Linked DNA regions of Mus musculus: region 2 is linked to region 1. A link is a loop called in an ENCODE intact Hi-C map of the cell type or tissue named here. Cell type or tissue: heart. All regions are shown on one strand. Links, peaks and the distances in the headings refer to the core of each region. The heading gives the core; the rest is flanking DNA. Region 1 holds the start of Col1a2 (collagen, type I, alpha 2). Region 2 overlaps Gm46948 (a long non-coding RNA gene).

Region 1 (2,911 bases), core at 140-2,639:
CCTGCAGATGGCCCGCAGGGCACAGAGTGAAGCGGGACTGGACAGCTCCTGCCTTTTCATCTTCGGCCTCCAGGTCCCTCAACACCTGCCCCGCCGCCCGGAGATCTGTAAAGAGCCCACGTAGGTGTCCTAAAGTGCTTCCAAACTTGGCAAGGGCGAGAGAGGGCGGGTGGCTGGGGAGGGCGGAGGTATGCAGACAGGGAGTCAGAGTTCCCCCTCGAAAGCCTCAAAAGTGTCCACGTCCTCAAAAAGAATGGAACCAATTTAAGAAGCCCCGTAGCCACGTCCCTCCCCCCTCGGCTCCCTCCCCTGCTCCCCCGCAGTCTCCTCCCAGCACTGAGTCCCGGGCCCCTAGCCCTAGCCCTCCCATTGGTGGAGACGTTTTTGGAGGCACCCTCCGGCTGGGGAAACTTTTCCCATATAAATAAGGCAGGTCTGGGCTTTATTATTTTAGCACCACGGCAGCAGGAGGTTTCGACTAAGTTGGAGGGAACGGTCCACGATTGCATGCCTGCGCCCGCCAGGTGATACCTCCGCTGGTGACCCAGGGGCTCTGCAACACAAGGAGTCTGCATGTCTAAGTGGTAGACATGCTCAGCTTTGTGGATACGCGGACTCTGTTGCTGCTTGCAGTAACTTCGTGCCTAGCAACATGCCAATGTAAGTGTCTTCTGCTTGTTTGGGGGAGATGAAGGAGAGAGGCTGGATAGGTGGGCACCCTTATCTCAACAGAGGGAAACTTCACACATTCATTCCACATACAGCTTGTGAGGTCGCCCTCTAATCTGTCGGAGAAAACACTAGGGTTCACGAGATACATGGGAAAAGAATGGAAATATGAAAGACTTGACTGTTGCCAAGAGTTGGGGGAAGTTTTTCCCTTAAAACTAGACTGTTAGCCCGGATGCCCCGGTTGGTGAAGCTCACAAAGAGGCAAAGAAGGTTGCCTCAAGATATAAACCTGGCTGACAGCATGAACGACTGAGAGGGCTCCACTCTTCAATTCCCAGAATTATGCCCGTGGTCACGTTGTGAAACTTGAGGCCTAGTTTAGAAAGCCCCGTAATAGAATAATACAAAACTCACAGGACTCCATTTTCTTGTGGGCGGCCGAGTTGCTCTGGATGACGTTGATGAAGATAATGATAAAAATACGCCCCCTGGAGGGGGTAAAGTGCAGGAACAGGGACCAGGCCTTAAGCGCTAGGAATTCCAATTAAAGACTTCCCAGGTCCATGGAGTAATTTACATTTCTGGGCCATATGTAAAGAACCCAGATGGTGTATCTTGAGAAGCGGGCTGCTTCGGCCTCAGCTTTTATCTTCTGAATAGTCAAAGCAGCGTCCCAATCCATTACCTGATCATGGAAATGGTAACTTTTAACTAAAATAAGCTCTGTTCACTTACACTTCAACAAGTTCCCACCTGTAATCACACACGAAAACAACAGATGTGAGAAATATCAACTTCGTCCTGAGATTCAAGAGCCTGGGGATTCTTCTCAGGAGTCTCTTACTCGTTTACCATGTGACTTCAAATGAATCAATTGGGCCTTTTTCTAAAATGTGGGGTATATACTAAATGTGCCAACTTCGAGGCTATTTTCCATTTCTAGGTTGTATAACTAACTAGAATTTCCTGAAGAAAGAATGAAGAAAACCACTTGGGTTTCATCTTTTAAAATGGCTGCCTAATTTAACTGGACAAAGATGTTGGCTTGATGAGTATTCAGGAGGGCGTGGCCACACCCAGACCTTCAGCTACACGCCCCACGTCTGCCACAGCCTAATTTTGAATGTGTATATATTCCTTTCATCCACTTTTATATACCCCTCGAGGATACTAAGAAGTAATTGCATTGTACAAATTAATGTTACAAGTTAATTTTATATGAAACCAGAGTAAGAGGGGATCCCCACAGAAAAATATAGTAGACTTAGGGAAGTAGAGATTTGAAGGTCAACATACATTTTATTCAACATCCAACCACTAAGAACAATAAAGGTTATCCAACACACATTGTCCAAAATGGCTCACAAACTGAGTAATTAAAAGGCACGTTTCCAAAGCCTGTAAGGCTTACTGGCTTCTCTTAATTCAGGCAAACTGTTCTTCCTTCAATGGAGAAAATAAACTAGACATACCATTTATCTAATTGAACAGTGATTCTCATCAATTGCCCTAAAATGTGAATGCAGGAGGTGTCCCACTCTTCTGAGCAGTGACCACTTCAACAGATGTTCTCATTCCAAATGACACACTTTGTGACCACCAAATTCAAGCAATTTTTAGGGGTGAATCATCCTGGAGCAAGTCTGACCGCAATTATATGCCACATGATCCTGTAATTATTATACTGTAGGAATGAAACTCAGTCTTTAAAGTCTTAGGGTAATTGTAGCAAAGAAGTGGGTATTTATTTTTCTCATTATTTTTCAAGATTTTAATCCACAGTTTTCTCTTTATACAAAGCAGAACTTCTTAGGGCACAAATGGGCTGCTCTTTAGTCAATGACCTTACCTCATTGACATGAACTATTTATAGCAAAAATCAGACTCCTGAATCAATTTGCTTTCATTGATGCAAATTAGACCTTTGGGGGAAAGGGCTAAGTCACTTCAATGGTTTACAAAAAAAACAAGCTCTGCTTCAGGATGCAGGCTAACGTTTTCTCAGATTCTTATGCATCATTTCCTTGTCAATCAGAAGGTGATAGCCACCTATTCACCTATGCCACTTCCTCCATAATTGCTGAGCACTGGAGATGTCCTGCCTGCAGACACAGTGATGCTTCATGGCATTTAAAAAATAGTGAATAATTAACTATTTAATTTAAATCTATATTTACATATCAAAACTGTAAACAAGTCACCCTGCGGATCCCTGCTATGTTTTTTTTTACCTGAATAA
Region 2 (2,911 bases), core at 234-2,733, 50 kb before region 1:
GGCTTTAAAGGGATTTTTTACTTTAAATTGATTCTTTCTCTAGTTCTTCTGAAGTCTCAAGAACATGGCTCCTAAACATGCCTTAGCCCGCTGACAAGCTTAACAGAGTTTAGAAAGGACTAACCATGAGGTAGCTTTAAAAAAAAAAGTTATTTATCTGTACTAGACCACTCACTTCCAGACTACAAGATTTGGAGGCTACATGGTGATTTTAAACTTGGAATCCATGGGAGCGATGAGCATTGTCCCCACCCAGCAGAGGGGACAGTAAGGGTAAGTAGTGTTTTGGTCTGGAACCCAAAGTAGCTCCAGTTGCATTGCAGGGAGCTAAGGGAAGCCAGTAGGGCATAGCACTCTAGTTACTTCCATCTGCAGGAAGACAAAGGAAAAGGTTGCAACTGTTTCTTGGTGAAAAAGATGTGTGCTGTGATTAAGGTTATGGGATCCCAAGGGGCCAGCCCTAAACACACAAAAATATCAGCAACTCTAGTCATGATTAATGGAGAGGTCATGATTTTGAGTTCAAATGAAAAAATGCTAAATGAGAGTTAGAAAGGGTATGGTGTGGTGTATGAAATTCTAAAACAAACAAACACACAAAATTAAAAAGATCCAGCCTCGGAGTTTTTTTTAAGTACTACGGGAACTAACGGTACACATCCCTCACACAGGAGTACGGGGAGATGCTCATACACGTGGACAACTACAGCCTACAGAGAGGATTTCTATATAAATCAAAGACCCAAAGATTACATTCCCCAGGGATTTGGGATTTGGAGGTTGGGAAGCTTTCAAACAAAGCATTACAATTTGCCAGGGGAGTGGGGGTGGGGTGGGGGGAAGCATCCGTGCTAACGATCTACCAGACACTGAGAGAACAACTACACACAATTCCAGCAGGGGTGGACTAAAGCCTCTACTTTCCTATGAATCCTCCAGCAACCAACCCCTCCCCCCATGCCCCTTCCTGCTGCAGTTATCTGGCCTAGAAGAAATAGGGGTTGAGAAGAGGCAGGAGGCAGGAGGCAGGGGATTGCGGATAACATTCCCTGCCCTTGCTTTCAAATCCTTCAAGCCACTCTCTTCAACAGACCTGGGTAAGGGACAGTGAGAAGCCTCAACTTCAATTACCATGGAGACTAGCACAGGAAAGTCCAGCCTCTAATGACCAAAATACCCCACCCACCCAAGCTCGAAGGACACAAGATGTCTCATTATCTGAGGTCAACCAAAAGAGCTATTGTGTTGTTTCAGGAATTCATCCAGGGACAGAAAAGAATTTGTCTCACAGAGTGGGTGGGAGGGCAGTGGGAGTCAGGAGAGGACCTTTTGACCTCCGACAAGGACTTCACTTGGTTATTACAGCAAGGATGGTTTACAACATCCAGATTCCAGAATCTTCCCAGTCTTTAAACAGGTTCTCCAAGGAAGTATGAGGGGGGAAATGCATTTCATTGTTTGCTTTCTATGTAGTTCTCTACAGAAATCCTAAGAAAGATTAAGAAGTGCTTCCAGCCCCTACTGATCTCCGGAAGCCCTAACTCTGACTCAGGCAGTCAAACAACAGTGCAAATTCATTTTGCTAGGAGTTCAGAACTTGATATGTGGCTCTGCACTCCCTGCCCCCTTTCCACCACAACCTCTCCTATTGCTGCACAGTAACTGGGGAGTTTGTTTTCAGATGGTATGCTGGAAATAAACACATGCCAGAAAAACCTGCTCTCCCTTACTTCACATCCTCTCCTCTCCTCTCCTCTCCTCGCAGCAAGATCCTCCATGAAGGAAGCATTTGCTTGCAAGCCATCATTGTTTCCTTTTCCACAGACTCAGCCTCTTTCCGGAGGCTGGCCTGGGCTCTCCACACCCACAGGAGTAGTCCTAGCCCTCCTTCCAAGGAGTTGTGGCTTTAGCCCCTACCCGGCAGGTTTAGTGGCAGAGGTCTCAGTATGCCTGGAGCCTAAACCCACAGGAAGATGAAACAACACAAACTTGGAACTTAGAGGACCTCATTTGAAACTGTTATCCTGAAAAGTGATGCAACGGTTAAAGAAGAGAGAAAAATTGGGCTCTTAAAAACCAGGCGGCCGTTATTATGTCGGACTAGGAAAGTAACCACAAAGTGTTCTTAATGTGACTCAGTGGTTATCATTTCAAACCAGACCAAGACCAGGAAGATGCGAGGATAATCATGAAATAGGAGGCACGCCGCGGTGGAGCACCAGTTAGTTCCAAATGTGTTCATTTATTCATTTGCAGTAATGGCCTCAGAAATCAGTGGAGTGGTCTCCAGGATGTAGAGGAGTAAAATACTTTTCCAACCTTTATAGTCACATGACTAATTCGGATTTCAAAAGGAACACTAACTTGCTAAGGGTACTATAAAAAGAGAAAGGGAGAGAGTGCAAATTCCACCCCGCTTTAAGCTTTAATCGTGGTCCATGGCAAGTCCCCCTAATGACTTCCAGCTGCTTCCATTTGGTTAGTTGCTTTGACAGACCTCTCCTACAAACTTGGAACATTTAACGAAAGGGGGAAGGAAAAAAAGGTTTCCTTTGCCTTCCTTCCACTGCATTCTAACCAAAAGCAGATTTTTGCTGGATTATATAAGAATGTGATGAGTTGGAAGGAGTGGGGGAGGGGAGGGCGGAGCCAAAAGCCTGCCTCTGCTTTTTGCAGTCTCCACAAACCATTCCACAGGAGGCCCAGAGGAAAAACTGCTCACCCGGGGAGCCCACACCCTTCTCCTGTAGAAGCCAAAGGTTACTTTTACTTGGATGTACTGTAATGTCTGAAGTGAAGAGACTACCCAAAATTAAGCTACAGCAGAATGGTTGCAAATAATAGTGTTAAAAGTTTTAAATATTTTAAAAGTTTTCTCGTATCCCTTCCTCTCCTCCATCACAATGCGAAA

Evidence for each region. Hi-C counts contacts between places; a loop is a spot of excess contacts. Peaks named below come from ENCODE experiments on the same cell type or tissue, not always from the same donor. Only the 100,000 strongest peaks of a DNase experiment are listed, where the experiment ranks them.
Region 2: a loop joins it to region 1, with 4 times the contacts of the local background. A loop is called at or near these places in 4 of 42 quality-filtered maps.

The regions. Positions count from the first base shown.
Region 1 is chr6:4,505,250-4,508,160 of GRCm38, forward strand. Col1a2 (collagen, type I, alpha 2) reads left to right here and starts at 369. Exons shown (of 52, transcript NM_007743.3): 1 at 369-660. The coding sequence starts at 591. In heart, for the core only: a CTCF peak has its summit at 1,168; a DNase peak (open chromatin) is centred at 312; H3K4me3 peaks cover 2,175 bases; H3K27ac peaks cover 1,087 bases.
Region 2 is chr6:4,455,220-4,458,130 of GRCm38, forward strand. The region is part of intron 1 of Gm46948 (a long non-coding RNA gene); the gene reads right to left. Among named protein-coding and RNA genes, the nearest start is that of Gm46948, 8.6 kb to the right of the region's middle. In heart, for the core only: no CTCF peak of the experiment used is centred there; DNase peaks (open chromatin) are centred at 1,232, 1,852 and 2,642; H3K27ac peaks cover 2,042 bases.